2 separate regions of the Homo sapiens genome follow, and region 2 is linked to region 1. A link is a contact called in ENCODE Hi-C data. All regions are on one chromosome and are shown on one strand. The core of a region is the stretch at or near the end of the contact, and the rest is flanking DNA. Distances in the headings are between cores, read along the strand shown.

Region 1 (5,437 bases), core at 2,236-4,735:
TATCTTTTTTTGTAATATTACTAGGCTAGAATCACTACAGAGAGTGGGCAAAAATATACCAAAGGCAACTTTCTTACAGATTCAATGACAACCACAATAGATTTTTCACATACTCATGGCCTTATGGATAATAAAAATATTTTGTTATTTTTGATTCTTTATGGGAAGGTCACACAAACAATTTCAAGGATAACTGTGGAGGATTTTATTTAGAGGGTGTTGTAGTTATCTTTAAAAAGGACAAATGAGTTTCATGAGAGAAACCGAAATTAAGTTCCATTAAAATCCTGCTGTGATTTTGATGTGGACCACACTGTCTTGACGGATTAATTTGGAAAAACTTGACTCCATGCAATACTGTGTCTTCCTATCTGGGTGCACTAGATGTCTATTTGTTTTGGTGTTTCCATTAATTTAAAAACCTGAAAAATGTGCCAGAATGAAAAGAAATAGTTATTTTGAAAAAACAAATCATTTCTCAAAAATAACATTTAGATGTAGCTACTATGCCTTTGATCATTTTTGAAAGGAGTGGCTTAGGTTATTATTTATGTTCACAGTGAGATGATCATCTACGTAGGTTTCTGATTTCACCGGTTGTTTAACACAAGCCACTAAAGACAATATTTGGCCTGGTTGTTGGGTCTGCAAAAAATAAGGTTTGTTAATGACAAAATCTAACACAACTTGTCAATGCAAATATTATTATGAAGCCCTGCTGCTTGTATTTAGACCACAGGAGAAAATTATTATTATTCTACAAACCCGTGAAGTTTAACACGCAAAGGCTTGTTACACAGTCAATGAAGAACAGTTGTTTTCTGCCCTTCCATAAATAACTAATGCCAAGAGCAGCCTGGCTATCTGTTTCAGCTTCTTGTTACAGAATAATAAAATAGGCAAGGCCTAAATATCAGTGCCTGTTAACAGAGCTGTCCTTTAAATTCTGTTTAGCTTCTAACAGACTAATTCTCATGCTTTTAGTACTTATTACATTGCATTTTGAATCTGTCAATTGCATTGTACATTTTCCTAACTCTTCCATTTCCATACGTTTATCTACTCCATTTCTAATTGGGTTGGTAGTTCTGGGTAGGACTCATTACAGAGGCAGCTTAATGTAGCGGCAAGCACCCTGGTCTAGGAGTCATAAGCAGTGTAGTAGGAAATTCAGGCTCTGTTACTACTTAGTTGTGTGACTGGACAAGACACTTAACCTGCATCTATTTCTTCATCTGTGAAATAGGGATAATAATACCCTATCTTCCTAACTAATAAACAACGTTGCAAATGTTCTCTTTAAAATGTCAGACAGCTGCTTGGGAAATATTTTGCTCCTGGGCAGTAATTTCTGGAAGGTTTCTGATGACAAGAAATTAAGCAAGGTTTGTTTTGACTCCGAAAAAGGAAAGCTGGAAATAGCGTGGTTATACTTGGTTTCCTTTTTGGAGGTATAGTTCTTCTTTCCTCTTCAACTTGGGTGCAGTTAAATGTGGAAGAAGGTGAGATGTGGTAGGTGATGAAGACAGCCAGAACTGTACACACTAATGAATAGCTTAAGTAATAAGAGATCTTGAAAATCCAAGTAGTTTCTTGGTCTGATAAACATATCTATATGTATATCATACACACATTTGTATACCAAAAAACGGATAGTTTCAGGCTATAGTGATTTCTTTCCTTTATATCTTGTAGAGCTGGAGGAACTTCAGTAAGCTGAAGACTCTGTTCAGAGGAAATTACCTAATTGAAAATGTCTGGGCTAAGAGACCGACAATAAAGGAAACTGGCAAAAGTACTCTTTAATTACAAGTTCTTTTTCATCTTCATCCAGCACACTGATTTATGTGCTACACTGGGTTTGTATTATATCTATATTTTAATTCCACAACTAGACACTAACTTTATTGAGAACAGCGATATTCATTTCTTCAATTTCATTTGTGTTAACCCAACTGTAGGTGATAGTGCTCTGTACATCATAGTTACCCAGTGAATTACGTACCTGACATATGATTGCTTATTTCTGGTATTAAAACAAGATTTCATAAAATAAACATGACAATTAAACTCGTTGTTTGAAGTACTGAACTTTGTAGGTCAATCTTGAAAAAGGAAGCTACATGACTGTCTTAGCAATATTTATAGGTATATTATATGTAAGTGGGTGGGTTTCTTGGAAATTGAATTGGTAATATGGCTTTAGAGTAGTAACACAAAAACTATAGCTCTGTGCTCTCAGCTAACCACTTTTAGTGTCACCTGGGCTGCTTATTAAAAATTCAAATTTCTTATCCCTACCCAGATCAGAATCAAAATACCTGGGGGTTGTAGCTCCAGGTACCTACATTTCAACAAGCACCCCAGATAATTGTGATGCACACTGAAGAACTACTCTAGCTTGTAATCTCAGGTGGTAAGGCATTTTATATATACATATATATATACACACACACAAGCACAAATGGTAATTCTATGGGAAAATGGAAATCAGCAAGTGAAGTGAAATGTCAATTACCATCAGGAACAGGAAGCTAGTTCACCATTACGCATCAGGGAACTGGAAGAATTCTTGAGATTTATTTTTTTGGGTGATATATTCTTGGCAGTTTATCAGGCCTCATTTGCAATTATGGTCTGTCCCTTTTGAAGCCCTCAGATAGTTCGCTGGCATTTTAATTTTAATAGCAATTTCTTGCATCTGTTGGAACAGCATTCGTATGACCGGCTTATAAGCAATGATCAGGGCTAGTAAGATGTCACAAAGCTGCGGTGACTTTTCCTTATCAGTTGGGGGTTTTTTTGCCATGATACCATCGTGGAAATGAAAGACAACGTGAAAATCCTGCGTCCTTGTGATATTTCATCAGTGGGAGTGAGCGGGGATCTTAACGCAGTAAGAGGCAAGATAAACGGATGAGAGGCATTAGTTCAGGCTTACAGGAGCAAGATGCTTTTAGTCAAAGTGTTCAAGATAGCTCTCTTAAAGAGGAGCAGTGAAACCCAAAAATGAGTGTCTTTTGAGGGCAGCTGGAAGATGACCCGAGGGGAACTTTTATCCTGGGGTGGAGTCCTGCGAAGCAAGCCGCAGGTGAGGGCGTGGGCCAATTCTGCGCCTCACTGCTGTTAGGCGCAAGGACATCCCGAAACACACTCAACGACACCAGCAGCGAGACTGACAGAAGCGGATCGCCAGCGGGAGCAACAACTTGAGGCGAGCCGTTAGCCGCCTCGCCTTCCTCGCAGCGCCCCTCCCGCGCCCCGGGAAGCCCGTTCGGCTCCGCCTTTTCGACTGACGTCCCGGGCGAGCGGGGGCGGGCGCGTGGGTGGGCCGAGCCGTCTGCAGCCAGCGATTCGGCTGGCTCTGCCACACCACCGCGCGCCCCCGCTCCGCCCGCCCCTCCGGGCGCGTCTTTTCCGGGCTCGCGCTGAGTCCCGCCTCCGCCGGCTGTCCGGGTGCGCGCGCGCCGCTGCGGCTTTTTCTCTGGCCTCCGCCGCGCGCTCCTCCTCGTCCCAGCGCTAGCGGGCACGCGGTTCCTTTTTGCGAGCTTTCCGAGTGCCAGGCGCCGGCCGGCTGCGAAGACGCGGTGGGCCGCCCCTCCGGTGAGTATCCCTGGATGGGGAGGTTGCGGCCCCGGCACCCCTGCCCTGTCGGTACCAGGGCCCCATTTCCAGAGGGGGACTGGCGTACCTCACCTGAGCCGGGAGGAGGTTGGGTGGGCATTCCAGCTCCTGGAGTCGGCTCGCTTTTTTCCTTGAGCCAGGGCTATCTATCCGCTCGCCTCCGCTGGGGCCGGGAAGATTCCCGAGGTCACTGTATCTGCTCCTGTGATGGACTCTGGGGTCCTCGGAACCCCAGCCTGCCTCTTCCTGCCGCTCACCGCATCCCGAGGGCCAGAAGTCATCTTCCTGATCGGGGTACTAGGCTTTGCCACGGCCCTTTCCGGAGGAGACCATGAAGTGCTTGCTAGACCTCCAAACGACCTTTAGGGTGCCCCTAAACCTCAACTCCATTTTGTCCCCTCCCAGTCGCTCTGTAACTGAGGGCTAGGGAGCCTCTCTAGCCCTAGAGGCATCCGCCCTCTCGAATTTGAGGGATGCCGTCGCTTCCGATATCTTCCTTGCTTCCGATATCTTCCTAGCTTCCGTAGGCTTAGGTTTGTTAGAAAACAGCTGGATCCTGGCGAAGCGTGCTTTCCTTCCTTCCCCCACCCCCGTTCTTTCTGTCTACATCCCTGCCTTCAGTGGGTGCTATATATTTAGTATGAGCTTTATTCACTTCCTCTTCCTCTCGTTTGAGTGCCTGAAAGAACTGTGGCTGATGTCTATAGACATAGAAAAATCTAGGAGAATATGATTCATTGTCTAACCCCATCAAGGGGTTACATATTTTAAATAAGACGTCATTTCTCCTCTTCACTCCAGCATCTCCTCCTTCAAAGGCATTTTTCACCCTCTTGAAATTAATACGCTCTATTCGCTCTTTTCACCTAAAAAAAGGTCAATCGTCGCTCTGAGAAACAACAGTGAGATGCAAAATAAGGGTAAAATGGCATTGAAATGAATCCCTTTGAAAAAGTAAGCGGTTTGCTTTATCAGTTAATGGTCTCATCAGCGCTTCAGTTTCCTCTTCTGCAAAAATCAGTCTGTTGAACTAGAGCATATCAAAGGTTCCTTCTAGTGTTTTGATTCTAGGACCTCTAAATTCATGCAGGCTGCATAATGCAAATTTAACCTGATTAAAGCCTTATTTCTCATAGTCGCTTGTCACCTTAGTTTTTCTTTTATTTTGTCTCTAACAAGAAAGACTTTTAAATGTTCTTGATACGTAAGGCAGCAGGTGGAGATTCAATGATGGTACTGCCATTGAGCATATCGGTCAAGATTTTAACAGTGTAAGGCCTCTTCCTTAAATTGTAAAATAGCTCATCTTTTGATTGAAACTGCTAAAGTGTAAGACATGTAAGACTCCTGTTAGAATTAACACTCTCTGCCATTTAGGTGGGGGATGAAACATTAAACTGTTAGTATACTTGTACCTTAGAATAAAGTACCTTATTGTCCTGCTATAAGAAATAATTTGACAACTAAAAATCCATGGAAGGTGTAATACAGCAATTGAAAGCTTGAGTAAATTCAATTTTGTGGGTTTTTTTTTTTTTTTGGAAAACCCCCTATTTAAAAACACAAGTGATTTAGATTAAGATATTTCTTTCAGTATTTTTGGTAGGGGTGAGATGGGTGAAGAAAGAAGAGTCTTGTTCAATTCAGACAAGAGAAATGAATTGGAACTCTGGAGAGGCTCAGGTTCTAGACCCAACTCTAGATATATATTTAACCTTGAACAAGTCACTTCACCTCTCTTAGTTTTTGCATCTGTAAAATAAGTGTCTTTATGGTTGTTGAAATGATCCACAAGTCCCCCAATTTGAATGAT
Region 2 (5,875 bases), core at 2,450-4,949, 350 kb before region 1:
GGAGGGATAGCATTAGGAGATATACCTAATGTAAATGACAAGTTAATGGGTGCAGCACACCAACATGGCACATGTATACATATGTAACAAACCTGCATGTTGTGCACATGTACCCTAGAACTTAAAGTATAATAAAAAATAAAAATAAAGAAAGTAGGACAACTGCTGAGACTAAGCAGAAGCTATACAAGTATTCTATGTACTGCGCTATTCACTTTTCCGTATGTTTAAAAATTTCCAGGCCAGGTGCAGTGGCTCACGCCTGTAATCCCAGCATTTTGAGAGGCTGAGACAGGCGGATCACAAAGTCAGGAGATCAAGACCATCCTGGTTAATATGGTGAAACCCCACCTCTACTAAAAAAATAAATAAATACAAAAAATTAGCCGAGTGTGGTGGCATGTGCCTGAAGTCCCAGCTACTCAGGAGGCCGAGGTAGGAGAATCGCTGGAACCCAGGAGGTAGAGGTTGCAGTGAGCCGAGATTGTGCCACTACACTCTAGCCTGGGCAACAGAGCAAGACTCTGCTCAAAAAAAAAAAAATTCAGACTAAAAGAACATAAAAAACAAGCAAGTAAAGAAAAAAAAAAAGATAAGTAGAACAGGGGGGCTTGGCTGGCTTTGCCTGCGGACACAAAGATAATTCCCTGGTTGCAGCTGGTGGTTTCCCACTTCCTTGTTCTGAACCAAATGGGGCCGCACAACCACAGAGACTGCAGAATTTTTTTTTTCCCTGTGAAATTCAGGAAGTTGGCAAATGCCCCTATCTGGAAGGTACTCAACTGGTAAAAGAGGCTACCTATCTAAAGGCAATTTTCATTCTGAAATTTTACTTATCTAAATGAAAGCAATTTTCTTTCCTTGAGACCCAAATTCTAACAGTGAGTACACAGATGACAAAGTGTCAAGACAAGGATAATGCTATACGCTACTACTAACAATTATTGAGTTCCTGGTATATGTTAGATTTCATGCTAAGAAATTTACATGGGTCATGTCATCTAACCATTTTTACTCAGGAGGGTCATTACTATTAATAGCATTCTTTTACAAATGAGGAAATGGAAGCTAAGACTTTAATCTATGCTCAGGATCACAGAGCTAAGAATTAAGCAGAACCGCAACTATAACTCTAATTCCACTGTACTATTCAAGATCCCTTCAAAACATGTCTACCCGATAAATCAAATGCTGAATTGAACAGAACAGTGTTTAAATACATTATATTATGTTCATCCAAACAATGGAATACTATGTAGCCATCAGAAATCATGTTAAGAATACTTAATTAGATGGGTAAACAATCCCGTTATATTTTAAATATTACAAAGTATCATATGTAGAATGATCTTTATTTTGTTTCTAAAAATGGTGGCTCACGCCTGTAATCCCAGCACTTTGGGAGGCTGAGGTGGGTGGATCATGAGGTCAGGAGTTCAAGACCAGCCTGACCAATATGGTGAAACCCTGTCTCTACTAAAAATACAAAAATTAGCCGGGTGTGGTGGCAGTGCCTGTAATCTCAGCTACTCGGGAAGCTGAGGCAGGAGAATCGCTTGAACCTGGGTGGCAGAGGTTGCAGTGAGCCGAAATCTATACCTACAGAAAACTAAGAAGAAATTATACCAACATATTAACAGGAATTATCAGTTATTATTATTGTATTCTTTATTGCTTTCTATAATATTTTATTTCTTTTCCTTACAATTAGCATGGATTACTTTTATAATGAGAAAGAAACAGTTCTGCTTCTTCATTACCAACTGCACAGCTCCTATCTAACTTGCCCAAATCTTATTATGCCGTACTGCTTTCCCCCAACCCCTGCCCTTTGGAATTGCTTTTGACAAATATATAGCACAGTAGATTCTTCACTTGGATAAAGTAAAAAGAGGCCCAAAATAATCAGTCCTCATTCCTCTGCTGAGTACTGCTTTCCATGTTTCCACAGATGGGAAAAGTTATCTGAATCTTTAGCCTTTCTTTTACCCAATGGTGACATACATCTAAATACATGCTTAAAGCCTAGGAGAAGGAAAAAAAATAAAAGCAGTCCCTGCTCTAGGAACTTTCAAAGAGAACTTCTGGGAGACTTGGAGAAGATAAAACTGAGTATATGTAAAGGTAGGCAGCTTCTATTTTATGTCGAATGGGAACCTGTGAACAACCCCAAAGCATCTTCCCTCTTCTAAGAATTAAGGGAAGAATACACATAAACCGAAGGCAGAACCTGACAATAAGGTGGCTCCTAGGAAAGCAGATACCTGAGCAGCATTCTGAATAAAAAAGAGAAACTGGTCTCCCTGAATCGCTCTTTACTTACTGTGGTTTCCTCTTTCCCCTTTAAATCTGCAACATTTATAAGCAGAGCCTTCTCTCCTTTGCCAATAACTGAGTCTTAATAAGGCTGCTCAGGTCAAAAACAACCTCTCAACTATCTTTTTCAGTGATGAGTCCAACGCTAAGCCAAAAAGCAGCCACCTCCGAGGTGAAGGTGCCAAAAGACTGTCCCTTTTTAACTGCATATGACCCCAAACTAAGTCTCAGTTTAGAATCCCTCAGGTTCCAGAGCAGCTGACCAGATGAGCACTGGGAAAGGGGGTACTGAGATGCTAAAATCATTCCAAGACATTTAAACTCAACAGGTTCAAACTGAGTCTATCTCATGACCTCAGAGCAGTCCTAGAGACCTGAGGTCTGAATTTCTCCCTGGGGAAAGTCATGCTATTTAAAAATCTGAGAGTATCATAAATGAAATCTAGAAAAAGAAAGGGCCATGGGGATACTGCACTGTCATCATATCATGTGGCCCAAAGGCCAACAGGATATCAGTTTTGCAATGCCAAGATCACGTGTCAGGCTGCCCCAGTTCCTCATGCCCACCCCCATGCTTCCCTCGTCTACCTTGGCTCACATGCAGCCTACAGTCCTCTCTCCATCCAGCAATGCACCTCCTGCTCTCTGCAGCATAGATGAAATTTCATCTCATCCCCTTCAAAAGCTTCTTTAGACTGAGTCAGCAGATATGACCAAATAATCCTATTTGCATCACAGATCCACTCCTTTCCTGGCACACATGAAGATGAACAACTTTAGGGTTTCAGTGGGGAGCAGAGGGGTACTGTACACTTTCTGGAGCAGAGGGATGTGTGTCAGCGCTCTGCTATGCCCTTTTCTTACCCAAGGCGGGGTGAGGGAAGAGTTTCCTGCCATTTAAACCATACCACTCAGTGACTCACTCCATGAGTTCCCCCACCCTTGATACATACACATGGATAACCAAGCACATTAAGTGCTGGGTGTTCAGAATACAGCTAAACTGTCTGATTACAACCCAAAGCCTGGAAAACCTTAATCTCTGTTCCCTTTTCCTTCATGTATTCCTTCAAGATATCCCAACTCAGAGGTCGAGGCTACAGTGAGCCATGATCACGCCACTGCACTCCAGCCTGGGCAACAGAGTGAGACAGTTTCAAAAACAACAACAACAAACAAGAGAGCCCAACTCAGAGAAAGTCTCAAAAGGCTAGTTTCTCTAAGAGGCTCCCAGCCCATTGTGAAATTCTTAAGCCCAGGTCTCTAGCTGATAAGGAAGAATCTTAGGCTGGAGGCTGTATAAACAGTTGACTCAGACTGATGACTGCTCTTTTATTGAGTAAGTGTGCTGTGGTTAATAACTAAAATGCTAGGATCTTCTAGTCCTGGGAAGAGCTCAGATCAACTACCAGAAGCATCACTAGTCACCATTTGTACTACAAGCAAAAAGAAATGACTGGTTAGCTTTTGTTTCTGATATGAACACTTCTGACAGCTGCAGAGGTTTCTCAAGCCTCTAGAGAAGTAGAAAAGCCCTACTCTGATCCTTATGTCAAAGAATGTGAATGTGAACTCTTGTGTATCTCCATCTGTAAAGATCATAAGATGACATCACTAGGATGAATTGTAGCTTTCCAAGATCTCACCATCCCCATTATGGTATTCCTCTTAAATACTCAAATGTCTCCCACTGCCTTCTAGCTTATTAACAGAGTCACTGTCCTACTGTACATATGTAATTTCTTCCTCTCTCTCTCTGCCTATGCTAGATCTAATTCCTCTAAACTCAGAGTCAGCAAAATATGGTTTTTCTGTTTTGGCTTCTTTATTGGCATGATTTTATATATATACACACACACACACATATATACACACACACATATATATATACATATATATACACATATATACATATATACACATATATACATATATACACATATATACATATATATATAAAATTTTTTCCAACTTAACTGCTTTTAAGTGTACAGTTCAGTGCCATTAAGTACATTCACACTGTTGTGTAACCATGACTGCCAGCTATCTCCAGAACTTTTTCATCTGGTCCTCCTGTTTATGTAAATAAAGTTTTATTTGAACACAACCACACTAATTTGTTTGCATTTTTCTGTGATGCTTTCATGCTCCAACAACAGTTAAATAGTTAAAACACAGAGATCATATGGCTTGCAAAGTCTAAAATATTTACTCTCTGGCCCTTTACAGGAAATGGTTGCCAATCTCTGCTCTAATCTAAAATATACACTGGATTTCTACTTTAAAATAGCACTTGGCTAGCAATCACTAACATAGCCTCTCTCAATTTCCCACTCAAATACCTATCAAGATATAGAAAAAGATAAAATTCCCCAAACACTGAAAACTTAAACTGATGGCCAACTTATTACCAGGATCTGGGAGAAATCTCCATTAACAATAAGCCTAATACTGAAATGAGAAAAAACAATCTGGCCAATTCATGCAGCAGCCCACAGAAACCTAAAAGAAGATAGGAAACATTGAGTCCTTCCACAACTGTCAGCCTCATGGCTTAGAAGCCAAGAGTTCATCTAGAAACTGGCAAACCGGACATCCATTTGGACTACGTGGTTACTACTTGCAGAGGAAATCAGCAATTCTCAAAACTGGTCTACATTCACATGGAGACTCTAATTCCCCAAAATCAAAAGGGCAGAAATGGCAGAATTGGTACTGGCACACTGTGTGCTAGGAGTGGGAGCCCTCACAAGTAACACTCAGGTAGTAACACATGTGGGAGGCTGTACTGTTTCACATAGTTTATCTGGTTCAGAGCATCTGAGAACATTGTAGTAGGGGTAGACGATTCCATATGGGTCCAGCAGAACCCACTAGATGAGTAGCTGACAGACACTGTGAAACAGGTTAAAAGCTATGTGTATCAACCTGCCTGCCAACAATGGAGCTGAAAAGGGTTCTAACCAATATGAGAGAGAATCTGAGCTTGAGGATAGTCAAAGGCAATCTACATACCCTGTATTTGATGAAAGACAGATCCTTTTTTGAATATTCATAAACCATACAAAAAACCTGACCAGGCATGGTGGCTCATGCCTTTATTCCTAACACTGGGAAGCCAAGGTGGGAGTATCACTTGAGGCCAGGAGTTCAAGACTGGGCAACACCGCAAAACCCTGTTTTAATATATATATATATATATTTTTTTTAATTAGCCAAGCATGGTGGTGTTTTCCTGTAGTCCCAGCTATTTTGGAGTCAGAGGTGAGAGGAACACTTGAGCCCAGGAGTTTGAGGATTCCATGAGCTATGAACATGCCACTGCACTCCAGCCTGGGCAACAGAGCAAGACCCTGTTGCTTTACCAAAAAAAAAAAAAAAGTTCATATGAAAACCTCTGGCAGCACAAGGAAAATGCATATCACTCTGACAACTCAGAGGAAACAAAAACGTCTTAATTTTGTGTATAAACCAGAAGAAATATTTTAGAAAACTGTTTACATCCTCAATAGAATGAAAGAAAACATGGACTCTATGAAACAGGTATAGAAAGCCACTA

What was found. Hi-C counts contacts between places; a loop is a spot of excess contacts on that map. Pooled maps may share reads with other maps.
Region 2: a loop to region 1 is called in a pooled map, with 7 times the contacts of the local background. The contact joins the enhancer-like site here to the promoter of ACSL4 in region 1. A Hi-C loop is called at or near these places in 5 of 50 pooled maps.

Annotation. Positions count from the first base shown.
Region 1 is chrX:109,731,305-109,736,741 of GRCh38, reverse strand. ACSL4 (acyl-CoA synthetase long chain family member 4) reads left to right here and starts at 3,485. Exons shown (of 16, transcript NM_001318510.2): 1 at 3,485-3,603. LOC105373311 (a long non-coding RNA gene) reads right to left here and starts at 4,231. Exons shown (of 1, transcript NR_158569.1): 1 at 1,784-4,231. RefSeq lists silencers at 3,223-3,532, 3,630-3,750 and enhancers at 3,873-4,012, 4,073-4,122.
Region 2 is chrX:110,084,980-110,090,854 of GRCh38, reverse strand. All of the region lies in intron 3 of TMEM164 (transmembrane protein 164), which reads right to left. Among named protein-coding and RNA genes, the nearest start is that of MIR3978, 5.8 kb to the right of the region's middle. Within about 2 kb of position 3,699, at least 10 of the 41 ENCODE cell types and tissues checked have a DNase peak (open chromatin) inside an H3K27ac peak, as active enhancers do.